Regions from separate parts of the Mus musculus genome. Here regions 2 and 3 are each linked to region 1. A link is a loop called in an ENCODE intact Hi-C map of the cell type or tissue named here. Cell type or tissue: left cerebral cortex. All regions are shown on one strand. Each heading gives the region's core, and the rest is flanking DNA. Links, peaks and the distances in the headings are about the cores only. Region 1 has its middle 3.5 kb from the start of Khdrbs3. Region 2 has its middle 110 kb from the start of Gm25987. Region 3 has its middle 91 kb from the start of Gm25987.

Region 1 (6,695 bases), core at 605-5,604:
CTTCATAGGGCATCAGGGGAGCATCTCATCAGCAGAAAGGGATGAGCAGTGCTAACCGTTTTCCTCCTTGGCTCTTCATCAATTCTAATTCCTGTCTTGGATGAGGTCATGATGCCCAAAGTGGAAGGGGATCAAATTTGTCAGGCCTAGGATGGTGAAGGGAAGGAACTTAGCACATCAATAGCATCTTGTAGCCACCACCCCAGTTGTACACAATATACTTTGGAACTTTGTGAAGAGTGAGACAAAGCACATTTATTTGGTTAGGTACTGACAGCAGGGCTTTGATTCTAGATCACATCCTGTCACACTGTACTGTCCAATGTCACAGCCATTGTCCACACATACATGGCTAATTAACACATGAATGGGTGTTGTTAGTAGTAAACAATTACTGATAATGCTATTCAATCAATTGAATTTAAAATTTAAAATAGTGTAGACCATGCTCCCATAAATGACAACTTTGTATTTTTTGTTAGTCATTGAAAATATTTGAATGTAATTATGAAGTGCTATGGATGCAAAATACTAGATTCTTGAGATATTACCAAAAAAGGCTGTTAAAGCTCACCAATATTTTTAGATTTTTGATAACAATATTGAAATACTTTTCGGATGTGCTGGGTTCAATAAATGGCTTCATTATTGTTTGTTTCTTTTCACATTGTTGACTTCCAGACAAGTTAAAGTTATATACACAGCACACAATACCCCTCCCTGCCATCATGGTACAGTGATGTTCTACTGAGATGTCATTTGTCATGTGCTCATGGCTCCTGGGGTCAGCACTTCACATTTATCTCATGAGGATCATAGAGTAACTTCTTGTAGGGAATTATCTTTCCTTCATTTTCCAAAAGAAGCCTGAAGAAGCTGCTTTACCCCACAGTCCCTGCCTGACAAGGAGGAGGCCGCTGTCTGTGCTTGGCTCTTTAGCAGGTGGCTTCAACCAGTATGTGCTCCTGGGAGCTCAGCATGTATAACTGTGCATAGATCATTAAGCTTTGTACATTGAAATGGTGATTGATTGCAGACAAGTCTCCAGTAAGTGTAGCTAGAGAGACCAAGGAGGACCCACTGAAACGATAATATCAGCTAGAGGAATCTGGCATACTGCTGTATGCCAACCATCATCTGATGTAGAATGAAGTTGATTAAGGATGCCCTGCCTCCCTCCTCCATTAACAACAAACAGGGGTTTGGGAAGAATATATCAATGTAGGGGTGACAGCTCAGATGTGTGAAAGCTAGCAGTATGTTGTAGAGAAAGCAGAGAATGAAATGTTTGGTCACACATAGCTTCTCTTAAAGTTACTGTCAAGAAGTCTACTTTTGTTCTGAAATATTTTCTTTGGGAATTCAGTGTTCTTACATGAATATACAACTTCATGTCTGCTCTTTCTTACAAGCATTTTTGGTAAGCTTATCTCATCTTGCTTTAACTTCAGGAAAAAAATGACACTTTTAAAAAAATAGTTTATTTTCATTTTGATTACCTGTATATATGTACATCTCTGTGTTGGTATGTTCAGATGAGTGCAGGTGCCCATGGAGGTCACAAGAGGGATTCAGATGTACTGAAACTAGAGTTATAAGCATTTATAGGCCCCTGACTTGGGTGCTTGCAACAGACTTCAGGTCTCCTGCAAGAACTGCAAGTGTTCTTAATTCCTGAGCCATCTCTCTAGCCCCCAACACTGGTCATCTATCTGTACTGGACTTTAAAAATGTCATCACCTGACCAGCTTGCTGTGCATGTGTGAGTCTGATACTGCCAAAAAATATTTTATTTCTGATTATTTTACCAAACTCAAAATATGCAGTTTACTGAGCCCTCCTCTCCCCAAAAAACCCACCATGTAGACAAAATTGTTGTGTGTGTATCTTTATGCATCCTAACAGGAAACTGTGGGCTAGGAGATGGATGTGAATGTTTTTACTATCGTGGCAATAATGTTTTACATTTCAGCTGTGCTTTTCAAACTGTAGCATCTTACAAAGTGCCGGAGTGGGTGATAACTTGGTGCATTCCACCACCACATGCCACATTTTTAGAACAGTATGTGAAGGATACAGGGCAGCTCCCACATCAAGGAAACTAACAAAACCCATTTCCACCACGGCTAGATCAGAGAATGCATGGCAATTTCCATCCTGTCCTGGAACTCACGTTGTAGACTAGAACTACAGAAATCCTCCAATTCAGAAATCTGCCTGCCTCTGCCTCCCAAGTGCTGGGACTAAAGGCCTACGCCACCACACCGGCTGAGAACAATTGTTACTTGTTACACTTTCCAGGCTTAGAAATGGAGACAAAAGGATTTGGAATTACCATGGCCAGTAGGTGGGGTCAGATGGCTTTTCTGCACACACTTGGCTGTCACATTGAGGCCCCTGGACAGTGTTAATTCTTGTTCCTTTGTTGCTTCCTTTGCATGCCTACCTTTAAACACAGGAAGGCTTCCCCCGATGCTCCTTACTCTTGTTTTTCTTTGCATAACTCTTTTACTTTCTTTTGTTCTGCTCTCTCCCACTTTCTCGTTTTCTTTCCCCTACCTGCATTTCATTACCTTCTTCCCCTTTCATTTCCTTCACATTAGAATGTTCATTATTTTCCTTCTTAGGCTGACATGTCAGTCCTTGGAGTTCCTTTCAGTGGAGGCCAAAACCCAAGTGGCTGCCACACAGTTCGAACTTTTGAGGGAATGTGCTTCCGAATTTGGCCACGAGGGGGTGTGTGTGCAATAGCTGTGGCATCATCTTTGCTGAACAGGCGTTGACTGGGTAGCTTTGCTGCAGTAAAGAGAAACATGCAAGAGGACCTGGCCTTGCCATCCATCAGATTGAACGAGGACTTGCACGGAAAGCCTGTGAATACAGAGCAACAGGCTAGGTGTCTCTAGGTATGTGAGTGATTAAGCTGGAGGACATGATTCTCCTGTTTGTAGCCTGAGTGGAACAGAAATGATAGATTATCTGAGTGTACATATACGCATGTATGATCATGTGCATATGTGTTTCTCTTTGTGTACATATTATGTTCACGTGTATTCGAGGAAATGTATCTAATTCTCCTCCCAATGTCTGGACTGTTTCAACTTTCTTAGTCACACTTACTTGATGTTTGAGTTTCCTTCTGGCTGTCTTCTGCATTGAGTAGGGGCCTCGTGGAGTCACTCCTGATCTGTGGATGTGCTCTGAACATTGTGACTCCTGCCTTCCAAAGTGTCTCCTTTCCTTCCAGGGTTGCTTTCTACCCTTCCAGCCACACAGTCTAAGCTTGTGTAACCTGTTTTCTATGGCAAAAACTGGAGTCAGAGCCCAGAGTGGATCTTCTTGGTGTCTTTTGCTGTAACATGCTCATGATGGATTTCTAGGTGAGGCTATGCCATCTTTTGGTGTCCCCCTTACATAACAAAGCCACTGTCTCGAAGATTGGAGTAACAGTGATGTTAGAGAATTTATTTTTAAGGAGTGATCCCTGAATACATGACTGCTTGCATTGACCTGACTGCTCAACCAGACGCTGGGCTAAGGAGCTGAGAAGGCTCCAAGGACACAGAAGACAAAGACTCAGTGTGGTGAGCATGAACAAGAGCATAAATAACACTGGTGTAGAGAGAAGGAGGAGTCAGAAAGCATTAATGCTGTGTCTATGTGGAGGTTAGTGAGGTATAAATCTTAACTGACCCTTTCCCGGTGCTCAGAGATAATGCTTGCTGGGGAAAGATTGGTAGCTAGTAAGTAAGGGATATGGGGGCCAGAATGAGATTTGAACTTTTCCACTCATGAGAATGTAACATAGGGCTCATATCTCTTACACATTCAAAGGGAAGTTTGTAATGTGGGTAGCAATCCTTATATAGAAGAAAACTAGCTCACAGACACTGGCTGTGATTGGAGCATGCCCTGATGGTGTCAGGCACAGCAGCAGTGTGTGTGATTCACTGGAGCTGATGTCAGAGGCCAAGGGTCTGTCTCTCCCTGGGAAAGAAGGCCTGGAAGTCGGCGGAGATTATAAAATGACAACTATCCCTCTGGGGTTGCAGAGACTTGGCTGTGCTCCTTCTGGTAGCCTGGAATGATGGGTAACAGTGGCTTGGGAGATACTCCTTGCATCTCTGGGACTGAGAGTCAAGACAATGACTTGGAAAGGTAGTTATGTTCCCTTATGCCAGCTGAGGGACTCCATGGAGTGTGGACAGGAGATGTAAAGCCTTGTGTAAAGCCAACAGTGCCCTTGTGCCCTTGTCCAGAGGTGCCATTGGAGAAGACATCTTTTGCTTCTAAATCCAGAGCAGTCTCAGTCCACAGGAAGTGCTTGGCCAGAGCAGGGTATTCTAGAGAGATCTCTGGCCTAGAATCCCAAAGGCTTGAATTTATATCACTGCCGGCTGATGTCTGCAGGGGAGCTATTACTTTCTCCAAGACCCATCACCCATGGGATGGTAACTTCATGAAGAACAGCAGAGTAGCCAGCAAAACATGGAGGTGGTGCCCTGCCCTGGATCTTATGGTCCAGCCAGACTGGTGGGTGGGGACGATTTTCTGAGCCTCTTACAGGAACATCAGTCTTCTCCCCTAGAGGACCCAGCATGAGCACTCACAGGGCTGGGCACCTGCCCACTTGGAGAGTTCTGTGAGGAGGAGGGTCCAGAGCAGGCGCGTTAGCATCTCTGTTGTAGGCCTCATGGTACACAGTCCTCCTCCCCAGCTGCTGGCGGGACATCTCTGCCAAAAGCACCACTGGAGGAGGGACAGAGATCTAATCAGGCTCAGATCACTACCCGGGAAAGGGTTAGGTGTGGGAAGGGTTCAGACTAGGAGGGCCTGGAATCTCAGCTTGCCAGTGGTGGCACAGTTGGCAAAGTATAAAATTCCTCAGCCTTGGAGATTTCTTGATGAGTAAATGGTGATAAACTGAATCTTTCCTGCAGGTATCAAGAGGACGATGTATAAAGCTGCCAGAGCAGCTTGGCACTTAGTAAATGCTCATAATAAAGATAATTAGTAAATGCTTAATAAAGATAATTAGTAACTGCTTAATAAAGATACTCATCAGTGAAAGTTTAGACTACTACCGAGGCAGAAAATGGAAGACACGGGGCAGGGAGCGCTGTTTCACCAGGCACTCTGCCTGCCTCTTCTCCTCAGTAGTGTTTGTCAGAGGATCCCTGGAATTCAAGTCTAGGGAGACTAGAGCAAGAGGCATGTGCTTCTATTTAGATGTAAAGGGAGAAAAACCTTCCCTTAAGAACTCCCCAACTGCCTCACATCTGGCCCCCCAAGAACTATGTTATGTCAGGGACTGCTGACATAACATAGTTCTTGGGGGGCCAGATGTGAGGCTCAGACTTGGGCCACACTGCATGGCCAGACCGGCATGGGGCTCAGGGTCAGAAGCAGGATCTACCCTTATGAGCTTGCTCTGCTGGGGTTGTGCTCTGTCTTCAGCATCAAGGAGCACACAGATGGTGTTGCCTGCTGCCTTTCGAAGCTTCTGCCTCAGAAAGCAGCCATGCGAGGGAGACTGCCACAGAACAGTCTGGCTTTCATTTTGTGCCTGGTGATTGTGAAATAGTACATCCTTATGAGGTTCCTAAGAAATAATCTTTTCTCATCTCCATAGGATAGATGAAGAGACTGAGGCACAAATGACCTAAGTTTGCTAAAAGGTCAGAACTAGTTAACCACTGTATTTTACTGCCACTTGCCAGTTCTGACTAAAGAGAGACAAGGGGGAGGTTGTTGTCGGGGACGCTACAGTAGTACCTAACCTGCAACCAAGTCCACACAAGGCTGGAAAAGGGATCAGGTGCTTGGGGGATTCCTTCAGCACACTGTTCTGGCGCTCTCTCCACATCCGTCCCTGACAACAGGTGTTAGAGACCTCTCCCTCAGACAAAATTTGCTGTTCCCCAAGATAGCCCTAGGCTAGTGAAAGCGGAGTTGTAGTTCTGTGAAGGGCTTTAGAGTACAGGGAGAGGAAAAAAACGAAGCAATTAAGGTTTTTCTAGGGAAGTCTTGAGCACTGTCAAGGGACTCTGGTTATCGAGGTTGGGGTTATGATATCCTCTGAACAGGGACTCAGGAGTCCTTGGTCTAGTGTGAGACATTTATTCCACACACCTCAGAGGATCTAAAAGGAGCCTAGGAGAGCATTTGCTGGGGTCTGGTTGCCTGTCGGAGGGCGACAGAAGACATCACCACCATGCGTGGTGTGGTAGGTTCCCTACTGGAGACAGTTTAGAGAGACTCATTCATCCACGTCCAGACACCACCATATAAGGAGAAGGGCAACACGGAGCAAGTCTCGGAAGACAAAGACAGTCTGAAGGGCAGGCGCTTTTATGTAACCGACTTCTGCGCCAAGGGTCTCAGGAGGCTGGCGTTTTAAGTCCTGCCCGGCGGTATTTTCGTACAAATAGCAGCGGACAGCAAAGCGACCTAAGTTGGGCAAGTTCGTGGTGCTTTGGCAAACCAGGAGTCTGGTCGCACTGCCTGTTCCCAGAGCCTGGCAGTATGAACCTGGGCTCCAAAGGCTCTGCCCTTGTCCCTTCTGGCTAGGACGGGTGACCTTGGACGCGCCACTTGACCCATGAGCCTCAGTTTCCCAGACTGCACATACAAGGCAATGCTGGACAGCTTACAGACGCTCATCGGGGAGCCCTGGATGGAGACCCCTGATCTAG
Region 2 (6,695 bases), core at 773-5,772, 360 kb before region 1:
TTTGAATGACCCTACAGCAGAGCAGCAGGAAAAAGCCTTCCTCGTGTGGTGGGAAGGAAGACCCTCACTAAACATGTACATCTGTGCTGGTATGCCAGCTGTTGCTGTGAAGGGCACAGGAGATGCCAGATGATGGGCACAGATCTGGCCAGATCAGGCTGGCCAGATGATGTTTCCAGTCTTGGGGTGGTGTCTCATTTTGCTTTCAGTTATATGAACCTCCTCATGCACTTTAGGAGTAAGCACCCACAGGGTCCATTGTTGCCTGGATCAGAAATTTAAATTCCCTCAAATGGTCATCAAGAGTAGTGCATTTACTTCTTTCTCATGGTTCCAGACCCACAGATTTCTACTACTGGTAGAGACATGTCATGTGATGGCTATTAAAGTCCTCACTGGGTATTCTCCTTAAACTAGTTCCTCAGTCATCCCTGAGGGGCACGGGCCCTTGGTCTTTCGCATCAGTGACTTTTAGGTAGTATAGTGTTGCAAAGGCACAGAGGGTCCTGTGTTATGTAGGTACCCCCTTCCCTCCTGCTAAACTATGTGCCACTTATATATAACCTACTCTGGGGTAGTAATATATAGGTCATTATTCTCAGGTTATCAAGTCAGATTTCTCTGATCCCTCAGTTAGTGGAGCTGAGGCCTTGTGGCAGGACAGGCAAACCCATGATCACCATGAGCCCATCCATGTCTTGACTATATGGCTGCCTGTTAGGATTTTACTGCTGTGAACAGACACCATGACCAAGGCAAGTCTTATAAAAAACCAACATTTAATTGGGGCTGGCTTACAGGTTCAGAGGTTCAGTCCATTACCATCAAGGTGGGAGCATGGCAGTATCCAGGCAGGCATGGCACAGGAGGAGCTGAGAGTTCTATGTCTTCATCCAAAGGCTGCTAGGGGAAGACTGACTTCCAGGCAACTAGGGTGAGGATCTTATATCCACACCCACAGTGACACACCCATTCCAACCAGGTCACACCTATTCCAACAAGGCCACACGTTCAGATGGTGCCACTCCCTGGTCCAAGGATATACAAACCATCACACTGACCTTCTGCGATAAGAGGAGAGCAGTATAAACAACCTTTGAATTTTGTAGAAATGGCACCACGACCTTGCTTTGTTCTTGTTGAAAAGCCCAGTTTCCATCTTAGCAAGCACAGAAGAATCAGCATCATGTCTTTTGGTTCTTATCACCCTATAGCAGCTCAGTTAACTCACACGGATCCAGAGCTTTATATCGGCACTGTTAAATGCTCTACTCATTCTACCTTTCTTTTGAGAGCCTCCTGGTGGCTCTAGCTTAAGCCTCATTGTTCTCTATAGGTGCTCCTCAGCTGCGACCCCAGCCATCACCAACACTTGCTCTATTGTACCTTCCTGGTTTGTGGACCTGACACCTACCCAAAAGGTTCCTCAGAAAGTTAAGGTAAGTGGGAGTTATATTTTTGATATTTGATATGCCCAAGCAAACATTTACTTTATGCTCACATTGGATTTAAATTTGGCAATATTATAAATACCTATGGTGTAAATGATTTTGGCTTAAAAGTAATTACTTCATATGCCTAACTCCCTCTGTTCCTACTGAGAAGTTCAAAGCCACCCCTATTCCCATACTGTTTTTTGGAACTCACCCTGTATATTGATTTAAAATTTTTTAGTTTGAAATTTCAGGTGTGCTTTTCCTTGGGCCTTCAGAGTGTTTTAATCACCCTCTTATTTCGTATTCAGAGAACAGTTGTGTACCTTCATGCTTGGAAATACACTTACATTTTTTTCTGTGATAATATCCTCCCTTCCATTTTCTCTGATTTCTTGGGAAACTCTTTATTAGTTGGCCACTCAACCTCGTGGACTGATCTAATTTTCTTGTCTTTCCTCTCCTATTATTAATTGCCTACCTTTTCTCCTACTTTCAGAGAATTTTTTATTTTTTACTTTATTGTTAAGCATTTATTTTGAACTTCTTTAAAGTTTGAATCATTGTATTAAAAAATTCTGAGAATGCTCACTTGTTCACCGTATCTACCATTTATGAAAAGATTTTCCTTGTTTTATGGATTATGCCATCTCCCTTTATTCCTCTGAGGACATTAATTACATGTTCCTTGGAGATTTTTATGCTTCCTGCATTGGTTCAGTTGCCACTGTATTTTTTTTTTTTTGTTCACATCTCTTTTCTTAAGTAGGACAATTTCTTTAAAATTTCCAAGTTCTTCATTGTCTCTGCAAACTAATGAGTTATGCTGCACCACGGTTCCACTCGTGGGCCACAGAAGGCCAAGGGATTGACATGTCTTTTCCTCATACATTTTTTTTCCACCATGGAGCTATGAATCCTCTCCTCCAGTCACATATATAAACTGCATCCATTCTCATCAGTGTATACCCAGCACTTAATTCAGTTCTCCAGGATGATAAACCTTTGGCACTGTGGGTCAATGGGGGGCTTTGATGCATGTATCTCCTTCACTCCAATCTTCCCATTAGTCCTTTCCCTTGCATTCCCTTTTCTTTCTATACTACCTTCTGTTACCAGTTTCTAAGTCATCTTTTCTACCTAGATGAGAAATTAGACTGGCTTTTTTCCATACAGGCACTTGGGGCTGAGATACTCCCCCTACAAGTCATTGGTTGTCTTCCCTCTGCATCCCATCTTCCAAAATTGTGGCTTACAACATATCTTATTTTGATTAAAATTGAACTGTGAGGTTTATTTTCACTTTCACTTTTCTAATTCTTGCTATCAGAGGATGTGTTGGGGAAAGAGAAGGTAGCAGAAATGTATTTAGTTGGACATCTTAAGAGGAGATGTCTTCTGTAAAAACTTTTAGGGAAGTTTCTTTCAGAAATTTTTGGTCGTAATGCCTTAAAGCACAGGGAACTGTTAGTAAAATGTTGGCAAGGGCTCCCTAAAATCTTTGCCAGCAGTTCGCCTTTCACTTAGGGAATCTCATATTTTCAACTTCGAATCCTTTAAAAAAGCAACTCTAGGTCTCTAGTAAAAAAGACACCCCAGATGTGCTGCCTGTAGTGGGGGAAGGGTGTGGTTAGCATGGCAGATTATATCCTTGGCTTCCAGTGCTCTCCTGAGTGTGGTTGTGGCTGGGGAAGAAAACCTGTTTGGGGCCCAGTTTTCAGTGAGTTCTCTTGGCTCAGCTCCCTATATTGCTGTTGCTGCTTTTCATCTCACCCAATTCACCTAAGTCCTGGACTTCTTGCTTCACGGTGCAAGATAAAAAAATTCACACTCACACACACAAAATTTTCACTTCCTTCAGTCCACTAACACACAGCTGAGATGCCATCTACTCCATGACATCAATTACTTCTCTGTGCGCTCCTTTCTGGAGCTTTGATTCAGTTCTTCAACTGACAATGGATTTTCTGCAGGTGTTGCCCTCATTGTGGCATAAATGCTTTTTAACCCTTTGTAGTTACAGAGGATAAGAGGAAGGTGACTGACTTGCAGTGTCTGGAACACATTACTACTGTCTATGACTTTGGACAAGCTGTCAACATCTTTTGCCTCCATTTTCTATCTGTAAAATAATAATACTCAGAAAATCCCCCTGGTAAGATTTTTTTTTTTTTTTTTTTGGAGCAATGAGGTCATCCGAAGAAATTAATGGCAATGTCACATGTGATACAGTGACTCATAATTGTTATTTACAGATGTTATTCACAATTACAATCTCAGTGCAATGGTAGGATGGAAGGAGGGTGGACCTTTGCTTCTACTCTCTGTTGAGAACTAGAAGCTGTGCACCTTTGCTGAGATTGACATGTTTGCATAGATACACCAGGAGTAAATGAGCTGACACATGCAGAACACACAGATCATGGCTGACCTGGAGTCATTCTTACTGGTAGACACTCAATTTTTGATTGTTGAAGGAAACTTTTATGTGAAATGAATGACAGCCCTGAAGGATATGTAAATTGATTTACTCCTGATTGCCCTGCTTCCTCTGTAATTCCATTTTTATTTCATTAGAGAGTAGGAATAATACTGGCAGATACTCGCCAATACTACAGCACTGATGCGTATGATCAGTTTTATATAAACAGTGAAGGGCATGTTGATGATCTTGTCTACTCATGAGCATGGGCGACACCAAAAGACAACATGAGAAGAGGCATTGCATGCCTTTATCCAGGGAGATGAGAACAAATGTCTGTTCACTCCAGATCAAGCATCGTGGACAGACCAAAGAATTGATGCCTCTTAGGTCTACCATAAGGCAAAGTTTACTGGAGTTATGCCTAGGAGCATCACTAGGTCAAGGTAGATGCAGAACTGGAAACCCTACCCAGCGTAAGTGGCAAGTAATGACAGCCAGATTCCTTGAGTTCCCTGTTCGACTTGCAGGCAGCTCCACTGCAGCCTCCTCTCTAGTGTCTTGGATACTTTTCCTGGTACTCTGATAAAATACCCTGACCAAAGCAATGTAAGAGAGAAAGGTGTACTTTCGCTCACAGTTCAAACAAGGTAGTCCATCCTGACAGGGAAGTAAAGGCAGCAGGAAGTCGAAACAGCTGGTTTGTGAATTCTCTACCTCCCTAACTCCTTTCCTCCTTCTGCCCTCACTGCCCCACCTTCATCCACCCCTTGCTCCAAGAGGGAGTGATTCAATTCAGAGGAATTTCAAGAAGAAATGCCCACAGAATGGTGTTCAAGATGTTTGGAAATTCCACCTGTTCCAAAACAAAATGCTGCATGTTCTACGTTTTCCCCCAGAGTCTGATGGTGATAAAGAATGACCAATTAGTGTCAGAATCTCTAGACTGGTAGGTGAGACTTCCCTGCTACAATGATGTTCAGTGTAGATCTAGGTTAGTGTGTGTGTGTGTGTGTGTGTGTGTGTGTGTGTGTGTGTGTGTGTGTGTGTTGGGGAGAGATGCTACCATTCATGATCACAGTGGGAGATACCACATTGCTTGTTTGCCTGAAGTTCACAAATACAATTTTGGTGAAAAGGAGCCAGTATAGGCGGCTACCTCTTCTAAGTCTCTGTATGGAGACCCAGGATTACTATTCAGTGTCTCCAAGCCGAGAGAATCCTCTTTCTCAAACCTGAGATTTATTTTAGTAACTTTTCTCTGTTGCCACTATCTTGTGGCTTCAGACACCCCTCTTTACCTAATTCTTTGTATCAGAATCATTTGTTCATTGCTGAGGGTCCTTCTTCAATTTCTATCTCAGCTTCCCAGCCTTCCAGACCTCTGCACTCAGTTCCTTGTTCACCCTGTTTACAAGGAAGCTAATTATATTTCCCTGTGCAAAAGCCCAGTTTTGACTTTGCGGCTGTGCTCAGCCTCTTGGGGTTGGGGGTGGCAGATAGGAATTTTAGTGGTCCTGACTGTACATCACATGGCCTAAAAATACTCACAAATTGGTCTTCTCTTTCCTAACCAGGCTGGCCCTTAATGGAAAGGCAAACTCTTTGGAGAATTCAGAAGGACTATTACTTCTCACGGACGGCATTGTCTATAAATAGCAGTGCTTTCCAGGTAGCGAGATGCTGGCTTTCACAGCCTTGTGCTCATATCATTCCAGGGGAGATTTAATGCTGTGGGAAAATTCTGGGAGCCAGAAGATTGCTGGGAGCTCTAGAGCTTGGGGATAGGCACAGTGAGGCTCCCAGGAGCCCTGTTCTTAACTCTCAACCTGTGAGCAGGGACACTGGGAAAACACATTTGCATCTGAGCTGGGGCCTGGCCTGGCGCCTTAGGATCTTAATGCAGAGAGCGGCTACCCATCATAAATGCATTGCAAATCATGGATGCAGTCTCCTAGTAGTCATGTTTTTTTTTTAAAGTGCTAACACTTTAAAAACATAATTTTAATTTTTTTGTTATTTAATTCACTAGATACAAAACTTCACATTTCAACCTGAAGTTACATAAATGGGATATATTCCCCATTCCTTTTTGCTGTGTTTTGAAATATGGCATTCATTCATATATCTCATTCATCCTTAGTTGAACTCACACTTTTTATTGGAGTTACTCAAATTACTTGAATGTCTTAAAATTGGTGGTTAGAAAAGTGTCCTCAACAACTCTTATTTCAAATGATGTTAGGAGCTTTCTAATAAATAACTTGAGTTTTCATATTGAGATTGGTATTTAAAGTTACCAAAATTAGAAAGTGACTCTTCAGTTGTACCAATCACATTTAAAGGACTCGGTGGTCTCATGTAGTTCCTGGTGATTCTATTTCATAATGTCAGCATCAGTGACGAGACATCAGAGCGAGCCCAGCTGTATGGGTAGAGCTTGGATCTAAGATCTATTACTCAGGTCTGGATGACCTTGGGTATATAGCTTACCCTTTTTCTGCATCAGTTCTATCATCTATAAAAGAGGGAAGTGGAGTGTGAAGGTTATGTGGAGGCAGGTCTGTCTCTGCCTGAGGGAAAAAAAGGGGGTTTTTCAAGGGTAGTAGCATCTAGCTGCATCTTTAATGATTGCCAGGAGTTTACTGGAAAGAAAGGAGCTAGGTTGGGGTTGCTTCACATCATGGAAGAGATGTGAAGGCAGAAGAGTTCAGGGAGCATTCAGGTTGTAGCAGAGGTGTGCTTGCTCTGACTGGAGGAGAGGCAAGAGGTAAAGCCAGTGTCCACACTGTGGTCTTCCTTCTTCTTGAGCTTCGTGTGGTCTGTGAATTGTATCTTGG
Region 3 (6,695 bases), core at 532-5,531, 340 kb before region 1:
TGGCTATGTTTGGCTCTGACAGGAGCTTTATACCTGTAGGATTACTCCAATAGAACTCTTTTATGTGATACATGTAGCTATGAAGCATAGAAAATAGTATATTTACATAATAGCCTTTGAAGCATCCTTTATATTATTTATTCCACCCACATTCCTTCCTCTGCTATTCCTGCCTTCTCTTACCCCACTTAGCCCCCATCCATTAATTCACATTTTCCCTTATTTCCCTCACATTTCAAATTATTCCCTTCCCAGTTTCCTCTCCACAAACACTCTATCTCATCCCCCATCCCCTTGCTTCTATGAGGGTGCTTCCCCATCTACCCACCCACTCCCACCATAGAAAGATCACTGTCCTTAGACAATCTCAGAAATCTTAGAGGAGTAAGCTCCAGGCTTCTGCCAGTTGTGACTTTCTAGACAACTTCTATGTCTGATATGGCCAGGATGGGGAGGACGCTCAAAACCAATGCTATTCAGCACTTAGATTAATTAATCTACCAAATAATTTCTCCATGTTTTGGGTTTTTTGGCCAAGTTTACTGTAGTAGGCCTGTTTCCTCCTATGGAGTTTACCTTAAATTCAACCAGACAGCAGGTAGTTACCTCTGTAATACTTGTGTTGCCATTATGCCAATGGTCATATCTTTTTAGACTGATCATGAAACAATTTGTTATAGAACATTTAGAATTTAGCTGAAGGGTTGAGGAAGAAGTCTCATTTCCTCCCTATCATATGGTTGACTGTCTTTCAGTTTATACAAAGCTATGCAATAAAGCCTTTAACATTGGTTTTAAAGATTCCTGAATTTTGACAAATATAAGAATTTCAGGGATTTATGGGATGGATATAAGACCTACATCAGTTTTATTTCTGTCAGAACTATTAACAGGTGATGGTCCAGGGGAGGTAGAGTTTGTTTTCTTTAAGTGCATGGTCCCCAGTAGATGGACCATGGGAATCTTATGTATATATGGGCAGTGTTAACTGCACTCAGTGTTTTTTTTTTTTAAGAAAATAAAAAGTAGGTAGAAAGTTGGATCTTTGAGGAGGTAGGAAGAGTAGGGTGAATATGGTCAAAATATATTTTATACATGCAAGCAATTCAGAAGAATTAATACAAATATTATGTATTGAAAATTTTTCTTTGAAAGGCACACTTTAATTGATAATTTAAAAAATACCCACAAAATCTTTTTCACTTACACCTACATGCTGTGGGATGTAGGCCTTTAGTCAAGTATGACTGAAAGATGGAAGAGTGGCTTTGTAGAGGTGGTAGTATGGGCAAACATTCTTGGTGTTTGGGTAGGCATCCATCATGGAAAGAATTGGAAGGAAGGATGAGTAGACCCAAGCTTAGGACCAGCAGGGACTGTGGACTGCAGGCATTTTCTACAAGCCTAGGAGCACTTAAGTATAAATAGCAAGACAGATGGTAGGGGATGAGCCAAGACAACAGTAATGAAGAGATTGAGGGGGGTCCTCTATGCTAAGTGTGGAGGCTTAAATTCACATCTTTTGGGTGATTCCCACGACAGCTAGAGTGAGTCACCTGCCCCTGTGTCTAGACATGATGGAATATAAAAAGATTCATGGGACATATGAACATTGGTGGAGTTAAACTCTCTTCTCAGCTGAAGATGTCAGAGACAGTTTTTTCCCTTCTATTCCCCCTCACTTAAGGATGAGGGTTCTAAGAATTATCTGTACATAACAAGATCAAAGAGGGGAAAGAAGGGATTGCTTTCTTGAATGGAAAGCCCGATCCTCAAATTTTCAGGCCGTGGGGTGTTCTGATTTGCACATCTGGACTCACTGAACATTTTTCTCTTTAAGTCTCCGTGGCTTCAAAGAGGAATCCAAAGAGAGGAGACCAGGTGTCATGCTGTGTTTTGGACTTTAGTCATCTACAGGGTCCTTTTTGATCTGTGATAGGAGAAAACATTGCACATTGCATATTCATGAATATCTGCATTAGATATGGCCTGGGTCATAGAGTTAAAGATAACAAAGGAAAGCAAGGCAAAGGGCTTTAGCAGGCAGCAGGCAGGGAACTCTCACTCAAAGCAAGAGGCAAGATTGATGAGGGAGGAGACTCATAGAAATCTGGTTGAGGTTCATAAAGCTCCATGCCTTTATGATGAGCCAGAAGTTTAATATATAAATGTTCTGGGCCCATTTGCCACATTTCTGCTCAGAAGAAACATGCTGATTCCATGGGAAGGTCTCTAGATTGTTCTTGAACATTAGGCTTAGATAGCTTTCACATGTCCTGTTGCCCTTTCTCTTTCCTTCTTTGCCTCATATTCTAACTTCTGTCCATTGATTAATCATATCTTGTCATTAGCCACTGATTGTATCCAAACTGTACTTAAGGAGTTTATACACCTAGTCATTGTAAGATCATAATGTAGCCAAGGACCAAAGAGAGACCTTGATATTGGGTTACACCAGAGTGAGAATTCTGGCTGTCCCATTAAACAGGATAAGTTATTTAGCAATGGAAGAGACATAAAGAAAGAATGTAGGTCTCAGACTCCCTTCCCAACACTCTATTTCTTAAGGAAACTCTAGAAAAACTTGTGTGACATCATCTTCTTACCTAGCTAACAATGCCTGCGCACTAAGGACAGGAGGGCCAACTAGTGGGAGGTAGAGGCAGATGATGCAGAGAAGTAGGATGGTCAGACAGTCTAGAAGTGCTGATTCTCAGGGGTGGGTGAAACTTGGCTAAGAACCTAACAGCATATGTCCCCAAATGGCAAGTCCCTTCTTGTACCACCCCCAAGCCATGGCACGGTACTAGAAGGGCTACAGATGGAGTTCCAGTCATTCAAAGAAGAGAAAGGGCATGGAGCTGCTAAGACAGCTGGGCTGCATCAGAAGTGCTACACTAAGCCCACTCACACATGTGCTCTGCAGAAACCTCTGTGGAGCTCAGCTGATGCAGATGGGGCCTCTAGAGTCCCATTGGGTATGGCTTCCTATGATTAGTTGCTTACTCCATAACTGAAGTTTGTTGAAAGTTTCAGTGTCAGACACATTTTGTGTGCTACTTGCTCTTCTTTCTACCTTTGTAATAATCCTGAGGCAGAAATTATCATTTTCATTTCACTAGTAAGGAAATCAATGTTAAATTAAGTACAGCAATTCTTTTATGTTTATTCAGCTAGGGTTGAGTTCAGGCGTGTTTAGCTGAAAGGTCTTTTATCTGTCTTAATTTATATGTTAATATTAACTAATTGAAGTGAAGAAGCAGACAAGATTCCTGCTCTCATGGTGCTTTCATGACCACAGCATGATTATATAATTATTAAAGAGAGCAGACAACTAATAAAAATATATACCATTTTATATGTCATATATCTTATAAAGCTAACCAAACCAAGACAAACAAACAAGCCACTTGGCATGTCAATAGGGATTACTTTAGTCTGGGTGATTTGAGAAAGTTTTTGTATTGATCTGGAAATGATCAGACAATGAAAAATACTAGTCAAACCCAGGGTAGAGTCCAGCCCATCACATCACACACGTCACAGCATTTCACTCCACCAACCCCTTCCCATCCTGTTTCTTGCCATCCATCAATCCCATCTCATCCTATCCTACTGAGTCCCTTTCCATTTATACTATTCCATACCACGTATTATATCTCATACAAAAACAATTCTATTCTATTTCATTCTATTTCTTCAAGCCCTAATCTACTCCTTCCCTTTCATCTGACCCATCTCATACTGTTCCATGTCATCCCATGTCATCCCATCCCGTCCCATTTGTTCCATTCTGTCCCATCTATTTAATCCTCTCTCATCCCATCCCATCTCATCCAATTCAATCCCACCCCATCCCATTCGAGAAATCCTATTATTATTCCATATTACCCACCCTATCTTACCTATTTTATCCTGTTCCATTCCTTTCCATACATAACTCTCTGAAAACTATTATTGCATCCACAAAGGCTCTCATTGCAGTCTGATCATTGAGTTATCCATCACACAATCATGAGCACTGAGATTCAAGATTGGTAGGACTGTTATGTGGTCAGATTTATTTGAAATTATTAGCACATGATATAGAAAACAGCCAAGTGTGGGAGAAAAATACGTGTATCCTATCGTGTTTGCTTTTCAGCTAAAGAAAGAGATGTGGAGAAAATAATTTTCACTAACAACTCTTTTAGTCAGATAACTCTGTGTTACCTATTAGGTAGGATCTGGGCTAAATGTGCCCAACAGTAGATCAGTACAATCTGGTTGACTACTGTTGAATGGGGACTCGAATATTTACATTTTTTTCTCATTATCAGAGGTCTGAATTCTTTAATTCAGATTAAATAAAGATTCTTTAAATCTACAAGATGTTTGAGGAACTCACCATGTTTTAAACCTATGTTCCTTCTTTTTCTTCCACCAAATTTCCTCCATCACTTCTCAGTTTCCCTGAAGTTTGAAATCATCAAATGGTAGAATTGCGATTTATGTGTTCTTTCATTCATTGAGTCACTTTCCTGAAAAATCATTTGGAGTGGTCTTAAAAGGACTTTTATTCAGCTATAAGGAAAAACACCACTATTATATTCATAAGAAAAGCCACAGAGGGGCTGTTCTTGGGGGAGAGGGTTGATTTCTTGCCCCTCATCCCCTATTCTCATATTCTGTCTCCTCCATTCCTTTCTCTATTTCTCTCCCTACTAAAATGAGCTAAAGAAACTTGTATATTACATGTTTCTTCTGCCATGATGCTGAACTCAAAGTGTATGGGCCAAGCAACCATGGACAAAATCAACTCTATGTGACTATAAGCAAGTCAAGCCTTTCTTAAGTTGCTTTATCAGGTATTTTGTCCCAGGGACAGAAAAATAACTAATCCCCTTAGAATTTCGTGGCTTATTCCTACCCCACTGTTGCTGCTTGGCTTTAGTAATATTCCAGCTTTTTACATTATAGTTTAGAATTCTTTGCTTGATTTTAATATTTAAAACCTGGAAGGACATGTCTACACACGCGATCTGAAAACAAACAAACAAATAAACAAACCACCAAGTTCTTTCTATTCTCTCCTAGACCTACTACAGTGAGATGATACTCTCTTCCTTTTACATCAAATTGATGTCTTCAAGGTTTCTAATGAACTCCATAGTATTAAATGAAGTAACTCTTTGGGTCCTCATTCCTCTTGTCCTATTTTCATTCTTCGTACAGATAGTTCCTCACTCAATCCTCAGCATAACACTTGTGACTGTCTAGAGTTCTTGAATTTCATCATTCCTCTGTGGCGGATCTTTTCGATTACCACTGAGCCACATCTCCTTTCCTAACCTTGAAACTTTAAGGATTCAGTGCTCAGTGCTGGAGTTCTTCTTTTTTCATACTTACATACATTTTGTGATCTCATCTAGTCTTGGAGTTTTAAAAAGCATCTAGCCACAGACAACCTCCTTTGAGCTTCAAATTCTATACTACTAGATATCTCATTTGAATGCCTAAAAGACATCTTAATTTAACATGTCTAAAACCAGATCTTCCCCCAACAAACCTGTTCTTCCTCCAAACTTCCAAAGTTTAGTAAACGAGCTCTCAGAAAAAGTCATTCTGTTTTCTCAGACTAAAATCTTCTCTTAGATCCTACAGCTAATCTATTAGCAAGCTCGTTGGTGATCCTTCAAAACAGAGTGAGAAGACTATTCTTCAAATCTCAGGTATTCTCATATGATTTACAGTTCGCTTTGGCTTGGATTGTAATAATGTTCTTTTCTTCCCTATTCAGTCTATTTCCAATACCAGAGTCATTAACAGAAAGCAACAGTAATTATAATTATAATATTGATGTATTATTGGAGTTTACACTTCCATATATCTCATTTTTATCTTTGGCAATATAGGACCATGGGAAGATTTGTAAAGGTGTCATGAAAGTTTCTCTCCCTCGTTGCTTAATCAAACATTAATCAAGGTTACCATTTCAAAGGATTTTGTAGATGTCATTAACATCTCAAATTAACTGGTCTTACAATAAATATAGAGGCATTTTCCCATCAGAGAAGCTCTTTAAAACAGAATTTTCCCCAGCTAGTAGCAAGGAATAGAAATTGGAAGCATGAACACTGTTGGCTTTGGAGGAGGACAGGTGGTATATCAGGGAGGGCAAATGGCCTATAAGAAGGAGTTGTGATCCCTTGAGCAGAGCTGACAGGGAAATGAGGATCTCAATTGTAATGCTACCAGAAACAATTTAAACAAATACCCTTCCTTGGTAATTTCAAAGAAGAGACTGCCTCATGTTTTGATTTTAATCCTGAGGAACCCTAAGCACAGAGATTACGGTCAGAGATTTCACCTATGAAGTCTACCTATAATTCCATATATGGAACTTTGAGATGAAAAGAGCATATTATTTTAAACAATTGGTTTTATGGTTATCATTGTGCAACAATAGATATCTATGCAGGAAATAATGAGACAGTGGTTCCCTCTATGGTAGATGGCCTAGTCGGCCATCACAGGGAAGAAAGGCCCCTTGGTATTGCAAACTTTATATGCCCCAGTACAGGGGAATGCCAGGGCCAAGAAGCGGGAGTGGGTGGGTAGGGGAGCAGGGTGGAGGGAGGGTATAGGGAACTTTCGGGATAGCATTTGAAATGTATATAAAGAAAATATCTAATAATAAATAAATATAAAAAAAT

The links. Peaks named below come from ENCODE experiments on the same cell type or tissue, not always from the same donor. Only the 100,000 strongest peaks of a DNase experiment are listed, where the experiment ranks them.
Region 2: it touches region 1 in a loop (2.4-fold over the local background); 3 of 42 quality-filtered maps call a loop at or near these places.
Region 3: a loop joins it to region 1, with 4 times the contacts of the local background. A loop is called at or near these places in 3 of 42 quality-filtered maps.

Annotation. Positions count from the first base shown.
Region 1 is chr15:68,921,564-68,928,258 of GRCm38, forward strand. No RefSeq gene overlaps it. Among named protein-coding and RNA genes, the nearest start is that of Khdrbs3, 3.5 kb to the right of the region's middle. In left cerebral cortex, for the core only: a CTCF peak has its summit at 2,722; DNase peaks (open chromatin) are centred at 2,068, 2,745, 3,439, 3,980 and 4 more places; H3K27ac peaks cover 722 bases.
Region 2 is chr15:68,557,838-68,564,532 of GRCm38, forward strand. No RefSeq gene overlaps it. Among named protein-coding and RNA genes, the nearest start is that of Gm25987, 110 kb to the right of the region's middle. In left cerebral cortex, for the core only: no CTCF peak of the experiment used is centred there; a DNase peak (open chromatin) is centred at 3,010; H3K27ac peaks cover 506 bases.
Region 3 is chr15:68,576,891-68,583,585 of GRCm38, forward strand. No RefSeq gene overlaps it. Among named protein-coding and RNA genes, the nearest start is that of Gm25987, 91 kb to the right of the region's middle. In left cerebral cortex, for the core only: no CTCF peak of the experiment used is centred there; DNase peaks (open chromatin) are centred at 1,485, 2,795 and 5,503; H3K27ac peaks cover 1,462 bases.